5 separate regions of the Homo sapiens genome follow, and all the other regions are linked to region 5. The links are chromatin contacts, found by Hi-C or POLR2A ChIA-PET in ENCODE. All regions are on one chromosome and are shown on one strand. The core of a region is the stretch at or near the end of the contact, and the rest is flanking DNA. Distances in the headings are between cores, read along the strand shown. Region 1 holds the start of LINC02744 (long intergenic non-protein coding RNA 2744). Region 2 overlaps THY1 (Thy-1 cell surface antigen). Region 3 overlaps LOC105378956 (a long non-coding RNA gene). Region 4 overlaps TRIM29 (tripartite motif containing 29). Region 5 holds the start of NECTIN1 (nectin cell adhesion molecule 1).

Region 1 (2,700 bases), core at 78-2,577, 270 kb after region 5:
ACAAACACAAAGAAATGTGTGAAATTGCTCTGAGGGTGGAGTTTGATGGCCCTAGTTTGGAAAAACAGATGCTCCAGTTCTGCAGTGAGTCCCCAGGATTGCAGGCACCAGGCCCCTGGTTGGAGGTTGGTGTCACAGCCAGGGGTGTAAGATGTAAAGACAGCCAGCGGGGGCTGGTAATGTGCTCAGTGTCCTTGGCCCTATTGGGCATAAGGTCGGAGAACAGGGTCCTTCTGTCTCTCCTCATGCCCTCAGATGATTGGGGCTAGCACCCTTATAGTCTATAGGTATCCTCAAGCCAGGGCCACAGTTCCAACCAGGAACACCCAGGTGGAGCCCCACCTGGTGCTTTGCAGGTGAGGCCAGCTCTCACACCTGGGAAAGGCGACGTGAGAGCTCAGTGTTCTGGCACACCCCTGACACCACCACCTGAACAAGTCTGGATATGCAAATGATCTCCTTCCTTCATGGTTTTGTCCTATTCTAATCCATAGCTCAGCCCTGGCTAATCAGCAGGAACCACTGCCCCCCTGTGGGGGCAGGGACAAGGCAGGTGTTCTGAGCTTGGGAGCCAGGGCCAGGGCAGGGCTCTGACGTTGGGAAGGGATGCCAGCCAAGGGGGTTCATGCCAATGGAACTTTGCAGAGGCAAGTCTTCGCAGGGCTATTTGCTCAAGAGCCTGGAACAAGCAGTCCCAGCCTCCTCCCCAACTCAAACCCAGGAAAGAGCTCCCTTGGGATTTCTAACCAATCCCCAACCTTTGTCCCTTCTAGGGACCTGGAGCCCAGGGCAAAGCAATGGCCAGGGAGCAGAGCGTCATACAGCACCCTCACAGCTGATGTCCCCATGGTGGCAAAGGCAGCCTCCATGGCTTCCATTTAACCTCTCTGGACCCTCAGCCCTAGCTATGGCCAAGGAATCTGCTTTTCCAATATTGCAAGGAGAAGGCAGCAGGGTTTGTGAAGATGCTGTTTTCCCACACTTAACCCCCAGAATCAGAATGGGCCCATGGCAAAAGTGGGGACAGAAACGTGGGAGTCATAGCCACACCAATGCTGGCAGGATCTTTTGGCTCATTCATGCACACCCACCATGTGCCCAAGAGCCCACGGCTGGCGGGGACAGGGCCAGACCCCAAAGAGAGCCCAGCATGTCTCTGGCCTTCTCCCCAGTGGAGGCCCCTCTTCCTACCTCTCCCTCGGGGTTCTGGGATGAGATCTACAAAGACTGAGGGGTCGAGGGCTAAGACAGACTCTCGACATGACTCTCAGAGGAGTGGAAAGCTCCTCTCCCATTCCTCCAAAACTGGTGACTGCGGCAAGACTAGCAGAGGAGCCAGCTGGAGCTGCCCAAGTCATACTCCCATTGCGTTGTGATGTCACAGAGGCCCGAGGAAACGCTGGCCTCCAGTCAGAACTAATCTGCTACTTAGAGCCTATAACCTTGCACAAGTTACAGAATCTCTCTAACCCTCAGTTTCCTTACCTGGAAAATGGGCATGCTATATCTACTACTCAGATTCATTGTGAGAACAAACAATAGCCCACATATAGAGCATGCAGCAAGGTGTGTGGCTCTTTATAGGCACCCACCACTGTTCTCTTTTCCTCTTTACTCCTCTCCTTTCCCTTTCTGGACTTCAGTCCAGAAATGCTCTCTATTGTGTCTATGACCACTATGTCCAATCACCAAGTCACTTTCAATATGTCTAGTGACACGATGGAGCAACACGCACACTCTGCACAACACTTCTTCACCATGTATACTCGCAAAGATGCACCAGGCATGCTGACTCTGCATCACAAAACAGAATTCCAGCCCTGGGTGACACGTGCCCTATGAATATAGTATTCATAGGTTTTCAGAAACAGTTCTGATCTATGCCTATTTGACATCCAAACTGTGACATTTTTAGAATGAAAATGTTGCCAGGACAACAAGTATAAACTAGGAATGTCCTGGAAATCCTATGAATACTCATTAGGACCTCGATCTCTTAGGGTAAAGAAGGCTTCTGTCTCTACACTCCTACCTGGGATGTTTACAGTCCTTGGGCCTCTGCTCTGGGAAGACTCCTGAGCCACCAGGCCAGGTTCCCTGCTCCAACTTGGATCAACCCAACGCCTAATGCTTCCTTCCCTCTTTACAAGGGACTGCTGCCTCCACTTCACCTATTTGCTTCTCTGTCTCTCACACTCACCACGAGCAACCTGAGGATGGGGGTCCCCATACCTAACACTGCCTGGCTTATAGTAGATGCTCAAAAATGTGCATATGAGCCGAGATCATGCCACTGCCCTGCAGCCTGGGTGACAGAGCAAGACTTTGTCTCAAAAAAGAAAAAAACTGTGCATGGGGAGAAAAAACAGATAAATGCCCCACTTAGGAGAGGAAAACTAGGCAGAGAGTAGGGGGTTAATGCAGCTCCTGGTGGAAGCTGGAAGAAGTCAGCCCAGCTAAAAGAAGAGGGCTGTTGTTTGCTACCAGGCAAGCCAGAGCAGGCTTCTTCTGCCCCCTCCACTCCATCCCCCATGCACACGTGTCTGCAAATGGCACCTGGTGGTTGGCCAGGGAGATGACATCTTCATGCCCACAGGTGACGGGCCGAGAGGACAGTTAGTGCTTTGTTGAAAAGCTTTCAGAGTCGGAGTCTCTGCTCTCAGAAGTAGGAAGACAATTCAGAACCCTGCTGTGGCCTCT
Region 2 (2,700 bases), core at 201-2,700, 310 kb before region 5:
AAGTCTGCGGGCTCCCAGTCCTCAGCATGGTCATTCCGGGTAGGTTTATTTTATTTTTTATTTTTTTGAGATGGAGTCTCACTCTATCTCCCAGGCTGGAGTGCAGTGGTGCAATCTTGGCTCACTGCAACCTCCGCCTCCCGGGTTCAAGTGATTCTCCTGCCTCAGCCTCCTGAGTAGCTGGGATTACAGGCGCAGGCCACCATGCCTGGCTAATTTTTGTATTTTTAGTAGAGATAGGGTTTCGAGGCTAGTCTCGAACTCCTGACCTCAAGCGATCCGCCTCTTCCCAAAGTGGTGGGATTACAGGCATGAGCCACTGTGCCCATCTCTGGGTAGGTTTGCGTTGTGAGGCCTGATGCCCTGTTCTTCTCTTCTCCTTTCCGAAGTCCGTGGCCCTCTGGTGGCCTCTGTGGCTTCTTGAGCTAATCTCACCCACTGTGGGCCTCAGGTTCCGCTCCCCTAAACATGGCTGCAGAGGGCAACACCATCTCCCAGCACCCTTCTAAGAGTGTGGCTGCTAAACTCTTCAGGGACATAGTACTAGAGTGTGACAAAGACCCCATAGGAAGTGTCACACAGGTGCGAGGCTTCACACAGTGCCGCTCATTTCCTTCCAGAAATACCTCCATACTCTTTTACTATCCTGAGGGTGGGGCACCCCACATTTCTCTGGCATTTGATCTCCCTTCCCCCACAGCAGCTCTTCTCACCAAGATGCCTTTCCTTGGCACGGCGCTTGCAGCCCAAGCAGGGCTGAAGGAGAGGGGCCTGAGTCTCAGGGGTGTTCCTCCCCTTGGAGAGCTCTGGGCTGGCAGCATCTTGCTAAGGGGTTGTCAGCCTCCCAACCTGGGACAAGGACAGCTCCTCCTCCTCTGTGTATGGTAACTACAGGGGTGGAAGGCAAGGCAGAGAAGTTGACGGGAGGTAGCAAGAGTGGGAGCCGGTGGCATAATTTAGATCTGAGGCCTTTAAGAAAAATGCTCAGAAACAATCATCCTACCCAGTGCTAAATATCAGATGAGTCAGCCTCTGGGCAGCTGTCACCTTCCTCCCCCAAATTCCCTGGCAAAGCAGGGAGGCTGGCTTGGGGCTGCCTCTCTGACTCTGACAGCAGTTGGAACCCACAGCTACCCTGCGGTCCCCCTCTTGCCCCCAATCCCAGGATGCTCGCTTCCATTTTACTCTACTTTTAGGGAAGGAGCCAGGGATGGGCCTCAGTGTTCCCTCCCTACTCCCGAAGGGACAGTATTTGTCCCCAGTCCTTTCTCCTGCCGATGCTTTTGGATTTAGGAAGTGATGCCTTGAGGACATGGGCATCTCCCACCCTTCGTGCTCACCCTCGCAATAGTGGATGTGCCTGGAGGGTACATTTCTGAAGAACTACCAGAGCTGAGAAGAAAAAGCAGACTGCATAGCTTAGCGCAGATTCACGCAAAGCCACTTGTGCATTCCAGAGCCAGGGCCATGTGGTTCGGCCCACATGTTGGCAGTAAGCATGTTGTTCCAGCCAGGTGAGTCAGCAGACATGGGATGTTCGTTTATTTGGGCAAATGTGTCTCGTTAGGGTCATTCTGAAAAGAAGCCCAGTGTGCAGTCATTAGCCCCTGGGGTAGCGTTGCTACTAAGTGGTTGGGGAGAAGTCAGGGAAGAGGAAGAGGTGGCGTTCCCCAGCCTCACCCGTGGAGACCCCAGCGAAGCGGGGGCAGGCAGGCACTGCTGGAGGAGCGAAGGCCAGGTGGACACGAGGACAGATTCCAGAGGCTTGGTTTTATTGTGCAGTTTTCTTTGTCCTCAATGAGATGCCATAAGCTGTGGTGGCACTATACACAGTCACAGAACAGGAAGAACCACCGGGTGGGGGCTGGGGGTTGGGAAAAGCCATTTCCTGAGAAGTGTCCGGCTCCTGGGTCTCACTCCATGGCTTGCCTCAGGCCCCGCAGAAGTCCCTGAGAAGGCAGGCCTGCGGGGCAGGGGGCTGTCTGAGGGGCTCAGGCACCAGCCAGCAGGGGCTGGCACTGATGGGCGAGGGGAGGAAGTGCCTCCCTTAGAAACTTGGGCCAAACCCTGTGCAGCTCTGGGACTCCACCCCACCTGACTTGGAGGCTGTGGGTCAGAGCTCTGGAAGCTCTTGGGAGCTTGGGACAGCCTGAGAGGGTCTTGTCCTCCTTTGTAGCCCTCTCCACTGTGGGTGGAGGCAGGGAGGGGCAGCAGGGCCATGCTTTTAGCTTCCTTAGGCAGGGAGGGATGATGAACCCTCATCCTTTACCTCCTTCTCCAACCCTCCACTAGCGCTGCTTTCCTGGTCAAACCTGCATCTTCACTGGGTCATGCCCCAAGGCCTCTGAGGGACTTCCACAGTGGTAAGGAGGGCTGCCCTTTTTATTTTTTTTTGGTTGTGGCTGAGAATGCTGGAGATGCTCAGTTCTCTCCCTCACAAGGTAGGCCACAAATTCTTGGTGGTGCCCTCACATCTGGGGTCTTCAGGCACCAGCCATGCCTGCCGAGGAGTGCTGTCAGGACAGACCATGTCCGTGCTAGGCCCAGGCACAGCCCAACCACTCCTCATCCAAGTCTCTCCCAGGTTTCTGGTCCCGATGGGCAAGGATGACCCCTCCAGTGGCTGGTACCCCACCATCCCACTACCCCTCACATGCTCTCACTCTCCATCAGGTCCCCAATCCTGGCTTCCCTCTTCAC
Region 3 (2,700 bases), core at 85-2,584, 360 kb after region 5:
CTAGAGCTTCAGGGTGGAGAAAAATCTATGGATCAGGCAGATAGGCCAGGAGGCAGTGGAGGTTCCCTCGGGATGAACATCTTGCATCTCCTGAGAGCTTTATCCAAGTAAGCAGCTTTCTAAAAAGACAGGATGAGAAAGTCATCCCAGGGAGCTCATCTGGCGGGAGGGTTGTGTGGAGAGCATAATGTAACCCCTTGCATGTGTTTGAAGTTCATCGATTTACAGTTTGCTTCCACCTGTAGTATTTCATTTACTCCTCACCACTTTAGGTAGGGCAGCTGGGAACTGAGGCCTGGGGAAGTTAAGCAACTTGTCTCTGTCCCACAGCTTGTAAAAGGCAGTGTTGACCCTGGGATCCTGGTCTCCTGGCTCCTCAGGCAGAGCTCTCGGGCTGTCTGCATGTGGAAGGAAAGGTGCTTGGGTATGCAGCCTGTCTCCTGGCCCAGGGAAGCAGAGCCCTTATGGACTCCATCAAGGGCTTGGGGTGACAGTGGGAGATGATGCTCCCAGAGCAGACAGGAGAAATTTTCAAGACACTACTAGCTCACCAATTTCCAAGAGCTCAGAAGCAGCATTTATTTCTTCTACAGGAAACACTTAGAAAATATAAGTCCTGGGGCCGGGCACGGTGGCTCATGCCTGTAATCCCAGCACTTTAGGAAGCCAAGGTGGGCGGATCACTTTGAGATCAGGAGTTTGAGACCAGCCTGGCAACATGGTGAAACCCCGTCTCTAATAAAAAATATAAAAATTAGCTGGGCATGGTGGCGTGCACCTGTAATCCCAGCTACTTGGGAGGTTGGGACAGGAGAATCGCTTGAACTCAGGAAGCAGAGGTTGCAGCGAGCTGAGATGGCACCACTGCACTCCAGCCTGGGCAACAAGAGCAAAATTCCATCTAAAATGTGTGTGTGTGTGTGTGTGTGTGTGTGTGTGTGTGTGTGTTTATGTGTGTATTCCCCACACATAGGACAAAAAGAACCCTAGGAGACCTCTCCTAGATGATGGGGTCAGAGTCATCCTAGGATTATGGTTAGACTTATAGACTTACCCTACTATGAATATATTTGCCTCTGCAAGGTACCAAGTTCTCTACCAAGGAAGAAATCTCTTTCCGTGGACAGTACCAAGGAGCCAGACGGGCACTTCTGTGGAGCTCTTCCTCCCTGCTAATTCTCTCTCTGGACTGCTGAAGCCGCCCAGACGTGCCAAGTTTTAGTGGCAACAGGTTTGCCTGCCAGTAACCAACATCCTCTACCTCTCCCCACAAGCACCTACAGGCTGACAATGCCAACTCTCCCTTTTCCATGCCAGGCAGAGCTGATGCTAGCTCACAACAGGCAGCAGAACCCTGTGCCAACAGCCAGAGTCTGGCCCAGTGGCTGGCAGGAAAGTGACCACATTCAGACTATGCCATTTGGCTCTTTGGCTTCTGCTCTGGAAAAAAAAAAAAAACTGGCTGAGAAGAGGTAAAAGCTTTTGGCAAAATATAAAGTTCGCATTCTCTTGGTCTCAACTCAGCAGGGATAGTGATGGGTTGGCATGTCTTCTGTGTATATATGTGTGTATGTGCACACATGTACACACGTGCATCCTCACACTCAATCACGTATTTTTAACAGCTATAAAACTAAGACAGAACCAGGCCAAAAGGCTCGTTGTGAAAGAGAAAGCACCCAGGGCCTTAGATAAAATTGTAACCAATCTTAGTTTGGGTCACCATGACATTAGAACAATGAATTGATTCATTCAATTAGAACAATCAGTTGGTTCATCCAATTCAAACAACCACCTGATCTCACCAATGAAAAAAAAAAACAACAACAACAAGTCAGTTGTTAAAGCCTTTGTTGACCAAACACACAAGGAGTTGGCTGAATTGATGTTTTACCAACTAAAAGCTTGTGATGCTGTACAGACATGGCTTGTGGCTCACCCCTTCCTGGGTGTCACTTCACTGAAAGAAAGAATATGGCATTTTGGTCTCTTCTGATTCTATTTCTAGGTAAGTGATGTTAACTATAACAACAGCAATAACAACAATGGGTACATGTGCACATGGGAATATCTGCTGTGAGCCAAGCACTCTACTGTGTCCTTCATATACTTTCAAATAATTCTCACAACAACCCTATGACATCAATGTTGTTATTATCCTCCCGACTTTAAATATGAGAAAACTGAGGTTGAGAGCAGTTAAATAACTTGCCCAAGGTCATACAGCTAGTCAGTGATTGATCCAAGGCCCAGACCTGGGCCATTTTCCTCCTCTTTACATGTGTTCACATGTGTGCTGTTGTCTCCCCAACTAGAATGTAAGTTCCATGACAGAAGTGACCTTGTCTATATTGTTTGTTCTTGGATTCCCAGATTGAAAACAGTGCCAATAGACAGGCACAGAATAGACTCTCAGTAAATAACTATCGAATGAATGAATCAGCCTCACCTCAACTGCGAGATGAAACCAAGCAGCTTCATATCCACCTCTGAAGTGAAGCCCCAACACAGACAGTATCCAAGGATGGGTAATGGGGTGTGGCCCTCCCAGAGAACAAGGATTGGGTGAGTCCTTGCTCTCTGCTGTTGGCAGGGACAGGTGGACAGACACTTCCCTGCCCCAATCAATGCAGGTTTCCATCAGTCATTTGTCTCCATGATAGGCCCCTGTGCTGGGAACACCCTGTGCCTCTCGTCACC
Region 4 (2,700 bases), core at 58-2,557, 390 kb after region 5:
GGCACCAGGTAACTTCTCATTCGAACCAGGACACTTCTGAGAGCTAACACAGACCTGTTCATCATCACATCAGGACAACACGTAGATGCCAGGACTTTCCCAGGCAAACTGGACATGCCATCACCCCCACTCAGAAGGAACCTGGCTGAGAGTCACTGCACGGACTTTGGGGGCCCCTGGGCAGCAGGAGAGACACTAGGTCTGGGGTGAGGGGCTCCCTCTTACCTTTGGGTGTCAGGTACATGGAGTATCTCTTCATGGTGTCCGGTGCACTCCACTCACCCCCGAAGCTGTTCGTGTAGTTGTTCACATAGCGATGGTCACCACCTAGGAAGCAGAGGGTCGGGTCAGCAGAGGAGCCAGGTGGGAAGGAGGAGCCAGCCACTGGGGACTTTTGGGGCTCAGATGAGTCACCCCATAGCCCTTCCCCTATCTCCCAGGCAGATCCAAGTTTCCCCAACCTCTCAGAGAATATGACGCCCTGCCCAGCATTCACTCGGTTCCTGAGCTCTTGGTGGAGAAGGTGTCTGCAAAGAGCCATCCACCCTCTTGAACTAAGCCCTTGTAAATACGATTGTGTGCACAACACTTCCTAGCACTTCACCTTTACAAGGTGCTATTAATGCCCATTTCTTATTTGATCCATACATCAATTGTGGTTGTATCCCCCTGAGACAGATAAGGAAATTGAGACTCAGGAAGTAAGAGAAGCAGCTTGCCCAATGTCACATGCCGATAAGGGCAGAGTTGGGGATTGAGCTCTGGCTCGCTACTTCCGGGTTCAGTCCCAGCCACTGCTGGCAGCCTAAGGTGAGGGGATGAGGTCCCAGTGTTGGCCTCCATGGCCCAGGGATCCAGGCAGTGGAGTGAGCTGCTATGGCAGGGGCCACTCAACTGCAGACCCCCTAACTCAAACAGATCTGCTGCTCGACACTTGACTTCCCTCAGCCACCTCCACCCCATTCCTTTCTCTTTCGACTTCCCCGTCTTCTACTTTCCCTGTCCTTCCCTCTCTCTCTCCTGAGCAAGAGGAGAAATGTGCCTGAGACCCTCATTCTTCATCTTCATCACCTGCGCCTATCAGTGTCCTGGTGCACAGCAGATACTCAAAGAATAAACAAATGCCCTCCTAGGTGTTAGCCCAGCCCTGTGCCCCACAGAGTCCAGGATGAAGTGGCCTGGTGTCTCTTAGCGCAGGGGCCTTTGAGGGTGTGGACGAGTCCCTGGTCTGGTGGGCAGGCTAGCATCGGGGAGGAGTGGATGGTCACTCCACTGTCTGACTCACCGGCCACCACCTCCTAGAGCAGACACACTCCCAGCAGCCACACGAAAAAACAACACAGAGGCAGAGGAGCCGCCCCCACGGCCCCAGGCACAGGTGTGGGCTACTGAATCAGCAGTGCCCATCCCTGCTCCTGCTTGCCACCTCGCCACACACCTCGTACAGGACGCAGGGCCACACCTGTACAGAGGCCGTGGCCAGCATTGTGACCTAGAAATGGGACAGTGAGCGGCCAGGAGCCTGAACAGTTTCTGCAAGGCTCACCCCACCCCAGTCTAGGCCATCCCCCAGGCCTGGCCGGACCTCACCGGAGGGGCTGCCCTGCCGAGTTTGTACCCCAGGGACGATGATTATCACACTCCTCAACCCCACTTCTGCAGCCACCGCCAGCCGCAGCTTCTCAGATGAGAGGGCATGGGAGACTGAACAGCAGAGTGTTCAACCCCGCCGTACCCCCTACCGAGCAGTGCGCCCTTTGAAAGGATGCTTCTCTGAGCCTCAGCCTTCTCGCCTGTAAAATGCAGTACACCCCACAGGGAAAATAAGGTAATGTGCGTGAGAAGCTCAGTGAAATGCCCGGCATCGAGCGAGCACTCAATCATTGTCAGCTGTCACCATCACCATTAGCATCATCACTATTGTCATTAGAAGGAGGATTTCGGGATCTGAGTGCCGTTTGAAGCCAAATGATTGTCTTGCTGAAATGGCTTATCTGTCCTTGTGTGTGATTGAATGTCCCCCACATTTCACAGGGACACCATGTGATATTGCCATCGCCAAGGTGCACAAATGGCCTCCTGAACCCCAACCCTTCTGCACACTTTTATCCCCCTCACCCCCTTCTCCTCCCCCAAAGAATCATATGCTGTGTCTGGAGAGCAATCAGGGGTCCTTTCCTTTGGGGTATTCACGTCTAGCAGTCATTAACAAGGCTGTACTCTCAAGGCCCCGTGCAACGCCTGGGACACCGGGTGGGGCCTTGGGGAAAGTGCCCAGGCTTCAGGCCCTAAAGGGACTGGGTGGAAAAGGACTTGACGATGTTGTTTCTCAGGTTCAGAGGTTTTCTGTGAGATGATTCAGTTGACCTCTGAGGGGACAGCATGACTCAGAAGAAGAGCTGACTTCAAGGGAGCTGGTGAGTCACAGAGACACTGTGTCCCACCGTCCCCAGCCCAGCTCAACAGGCCAAGTCCAGCCTCTGGGCTCAGCACTGCTCAGCATGGCCATGATGACAGGCAAGTCCTCCCTCCAGGCATGGCTGCAGTTCTAGGTCACGTCTGCTAGAGTCTGCAAAGCCACCAGTTTGGAATCTGGCCCATACTAGTGGCAGCATCCACACAGCTGCTGGGCTGGGCCCGGCAATTAGATGTAGATCTGAACGAAACCAGTCTCTGAGTTTGATGGACAACCCACAGAGA
Region 5 (2,700 bases), core at 114-2,613:
GGGGGAGCCCGGTCCCGCGCCAGGCCGGGAGGAGGCTGCCCCGGCCTCACCCTCCAGGAAAGGAACCGCAGGTGAGCGAGGAGCCGCCTCTGCCGCAGCAGCCGACTCTCCGCGCCCGCTGTGGGGCGGTGTGGGGCGGGAGGGGGCCCGAGCGTCCTGAGCCGTCTGGCAAAGGGGCCGCCGAAAGAGACGAAGCCCCCCCGCCATACTCCAAACCCGCAGCTCCGAGACTGACGCCCTCCCCCTGGGGCTGTTGTCTCCCACCCCAAGACGGTGATTACGGTGATTATTTTGCATTTATGTAACACGCAGTGTTTCCAAACTGCTTCCCGAGCAGAGAGCTGGTTATTAAATAAACAGAACGCTATTACATATTATTATTTTTTGTAAAGAACTGAGCGGAGAAAGTGCTTTCATGCTACATAGAGACGTGCATCTGACTGCTTCCCTGCAGGGCAGGCGGTTCGGCTTCTCAACCTCTTTCTCCGCCGTGCCACCTCCCACCCCCTTTACCCAAGCCGTGACCCAACTTTTCTGGCTCCTTTCACTCCCCACAATCCAGTCGTGCCCGCCATCCGGCTCCCAGCCCCGGGGAGGCATTGGATGGGGGTGGGGACAGCAGAGGTGAGCGCTCTTACCTGGGAGGAAGAATGCGGTCAAGCCGAGAGCGAGTCCCCACCAGCGTCCAGCGGCGCCCGCAAGCCCCATCCGAGCCATCGGGGGCCGGGGGTCCGGCGAGAGGGGCGGCGAGGGCAGCGCTCCTCGCGCAGCAGAAACCAGCCCGGAAGATGAGGGAAGATCGCTGGCGGTCGGCGGGCGCTCGAAGGATCCAGGTCAGCTGCAGCCGTCGGCCGGGGCGGGGTGGGCTGGGTGGGATCCGCGCGGCCGCAGTCCGGGCCCCGGGCCGCCGCCGGCTCAGAGGCTCGGCAGATGCCCGCCGCAAGTTGCACGAGTCATGCCCCTTCGCCTCCTCCGCTCTCCTCCCGGCGCCGGTCCCCGCCCTCTTCTTCCACGCAGAGCGGGGCTGGGGAGAGGGACCCACCCCCGGCGCGCCCGGCTGCCCGGTTGCGCGGCGCGGGCTCCTGGCCCCGGCCCGCTCACACCCTCCCGCTCGGCTCCAACTTGCAGGCGTCCATGGCCGGCCGTCCTCCGAGGGTGGCGGGACGCACCCGGGCGGCGCAGAAGGCTCGGGGCCCAGGCGGCGGGCGCGGGGCTCGGCGGTCGGCGGCCCGGGTGGCTCTGGCTGCGCGGCCGGGCGCGAGGAGAACGGGTCGGAGGCGCCGCGCGTCCCAGCCGCCGCCGCTCTGCCGGGTGCCGGCGATCCGCAACAATGTGGAGCCGCGCTCGCTGCTCTCGCTCTCTTTCTCTCACTCGCCGAGCTCCAGCCTCTCACCCGCTCGCCCGTGATGTCAGCCAGAGGGGAGGGGTTAGCGTTAACCCCCTCCTGGCCTCGATGCGCGCCCGCCGGGGCCCGGTCGGAGCCCGAGCGCACGCGCCTTCCCGACCGAAGCAGAGGCGGATCGCGAGCGCGGGCTGCGGGGTCCGGCTCAGGACCCTCGCTCGGGAGCTACCCCTCGGCCGCCTTCCAGCTGGGGAGCCGGCTGGAGCGCGGGCTGCCCTCCTCCTCCGCTGACAAAGGCAGGCAGTGACCCCTAGCGGCCGGCGGCGCCGAGGCGCGGCGGGTGGGGGTGGAGTTAGGACCGGGCCGGGGGCGGCGGTGGAGGAGAGGGCGGGATGGAGAATCCCGGCTAGCAGCGTGGGAGCTGGCAGGGCTTCTGCAAGCCCTCTGCTCCCACCCTGGCCCCATTTCACAGACGAGGAAACAAAGGCCCAAAGAAGAGTTCCGCCCGGGACGGAACGTGGCATAGCTCGCAACAGAACCCAGTCTCCGGAGATCCCTCTCCTCTGCACCACTTGGACGTTCCACGGAGAGGCAGCGGTGCGCGGGGCGACGGGGAGCTGCCAGAGAAGTCAGTGGTGGGCATGAGTGGGTGAGACGGGCCCACTGAGGTTTCTGGTAGAGTTTCTTTTCTAATCCCTGCTCCCTTCGGGGGTTCCTTTTCCAAAAATTGAAGCACCCCGCGCCCCGCCCTTGCCCAAACATAGCCTGAAAACGAGCTCTCCTCCAGTTTCCAGGACCTTAGTTTTGAGAGATTTGTGGGATTCCCGCGAAAGTGGATCGTCCAGTCAGTGTCCCTGGCAGGGCAGGGACTCTCCGCCCCATCCCGTTCACCACCCACTACATCCGGGTGTGGTAGGATTTCTGCCAAGGCGACTGCGCCCTCCGGGCCTTCCCTCTTCCCCTTACTCTGGTCCTCCTATCCCCATCCCCTCCCCCTGGGGGAGGAAGACAGACAGAGTTTCCCACTAAGGAGAGCCGAATTCTCCCCAGACCCTGGCCGGACACTGCTCCCTCTACCCTTTGCCCAGCCCTCTAGGCGGGCAGGAGCAGAGGGGAAGTGGCTGTTTCTGATAACACGTAAATTCTGGTTCCTCACTGGAGAAGGGGCAAAGACAGCGCCATATTCCCACTGTCTGGAATCCGGCCCTGGAGTGTCTCGGTTTCTCGCGGAAGTAGTCAGATCTGGCATTGTCATGAACACTCACCCACTCACTGTATGGTCTTTTACATTTAACAAATGTAACCTGGGCTTTCTTTGTGTCAAAACACAGTGCCTGGCTTGGGGATACAGAGACATC

What was found. A loop is a pair of places that touch in the nucleus more often than their neighbours do. ChIA-PET counts read pairs that join two places held with the same protein, here RNA polymerase II (POLR2A). Pooled maps may share reads with other maps.
Region 1: a loop to region 5 is called in a map of mammary epithelial cell, with 2.4 times the contacts of the local background. The contact joins the promoter of LINC02744 here to the promoter of NECTIN1 in region 5. A Hi-C loop is called at or near these places in 3 of 168 maps with a recorded cell type or tissue (Caco-2, mammary epithelial cell and posterior cingulate gyrus).
Region 2: a loop to region 5 is called in a map of chondrocyte, with 5 times the contacts of the local background. The contact joins the enhancer-like site here to the promoter of NECTIN1 in region 5. A Hi-C loop is called at or near these places in 2 of 168 maps with a recorded cell type or tissue (IMR-90 and chondrocyte).
Region 3: a loop to region 5 is called in a map of aorta, with 2.0 times the contacts of the local background. The contact joins the enhancer-like site here to the promoter of NECTIN1 in region 5. A Hi-C loop is called at or near these places in 38 of 168 maps with a recorded cell type or tissue (A673, Caco-2, HCT116 and 24 more), 27 of 37 single-sample maps with no recorded cell type and 35 of 50 pooled maps. POLR2A ChIA-PET finds 5 or more read pairs at or near these places in 7 of 52 experiments (AG04449, AG04450, MCF 10A and 4 more).
Region 4: a map of sigmoid colon shows a loop between it and region 5 (3-fold over the local background). The contact joins the enhancer-like site here to the promoter of NECTIN1 in region 5. A Hi-C loop is called at or near these places in 1 of 168 maps with a recorded cell type or tissue (sigmoid colon) and 1 of 50 pooled maps. POLR2A ChIA-PET finds 5 or more read pairs at or near these places in 3 of 52 experiments (MCF 10A, WTC11 and activated CD4-positive, alpha-beta T cell).

Annotation. Positions count from the first base shown.
Region 1 is chr11:119,993,403-119,996,102 of GRCh38, forward strand. It overlaps LINC02744 (long intergenic non-protein coding RNA 2744), which reads right to left and starts at 1,328. Exons shown (of 4, transcript NR_183635.1): 1 at 1,192-1,328.
Region 2 is chr11:119,416,426-119,419,125 of GRCh38, forward strand. It overlaps THY1 (Thy-1 cell surface antigen), which reads right to left. Exons shown (of 4, transcript NM_006288.5): 4 at 1-2,700. All of the region lies in intron 2 of USP2-AS1 (USP2 antisense RNA 1), which reads left to right. Among named protein-coding and RNA genes, the nearest start is that of THY1, 5.4 kb to the right of the region's middle. Within about 2 kb of position 1,451, at least 7 of the 41 ENCODE cell types and tissues checked have a DNase peak (open chromatin) inside an H3K27ac peak, as active enhancers do; they include IMR-90, where a contact is called at or near this core.
Region 3 is chr11:120,087,882-120,090,581 of GRCh38, forward strand. The region is part of intron 2 of LOC105378956 (a long non-coding RNA gene); the gene reads right to left. Among named protein-coding and RNA genes, the nearest start is that of TRIM29, 49 kb to the right of the region's middle. Within about 2 kb of position 1,335, at least 4 of the 41 ENCODE cell types and tissues checked have a DNase peak (open chromatin) inside an H3K27ac peak, as active enhancers do; they include ascending aorta, dorsolateral prefrontal cortex and prostate gland, where a contact is called at or near this core.
Region 4 is chr11:120,122,729-120,125,428 of GRCh38, forward strand. TRIM29 (tripartite motif containing 29) reads right to left here. Exons shown (of 9, transcript NM_012101.4): 5 at 226-327. Among named protein-coding and RNA genes, the nearest start is that of TRIM29, 14 kb to the right of the region's middle. RefSeq lists enhancers at 947-1,454, 1,876-2,700, 2,213-2,507. Within about 2 kb of position 1,308, at least 3 of the 41 ENCODE cell types and tissues checked have a DNase peak (open chromatin) inside an H3K27ac peak, as active enhancers do.
Region 5 is chr11:119,727,837-119,730,536 of GRCh38, forward strand. It overlaps NECTIN1 (nectin cell adhesion molecule 1), which reads right to left and starts at 1,364. Exons shown (of 6, transcript NM_002855.5): 1 at 639-1,364. The coding sequence starts at 717. NECTIN1-DT (NECTIN1 divergent transcript) reads left to right here and starts at 1,747. Exons shown (of 4, transcript NR_120587.1): 1 at 1,747-1,970. RefSeq lists enhancers at 688-1,549, 1,550-2,410 and silencers at 960-1,279, 1,340-1,749.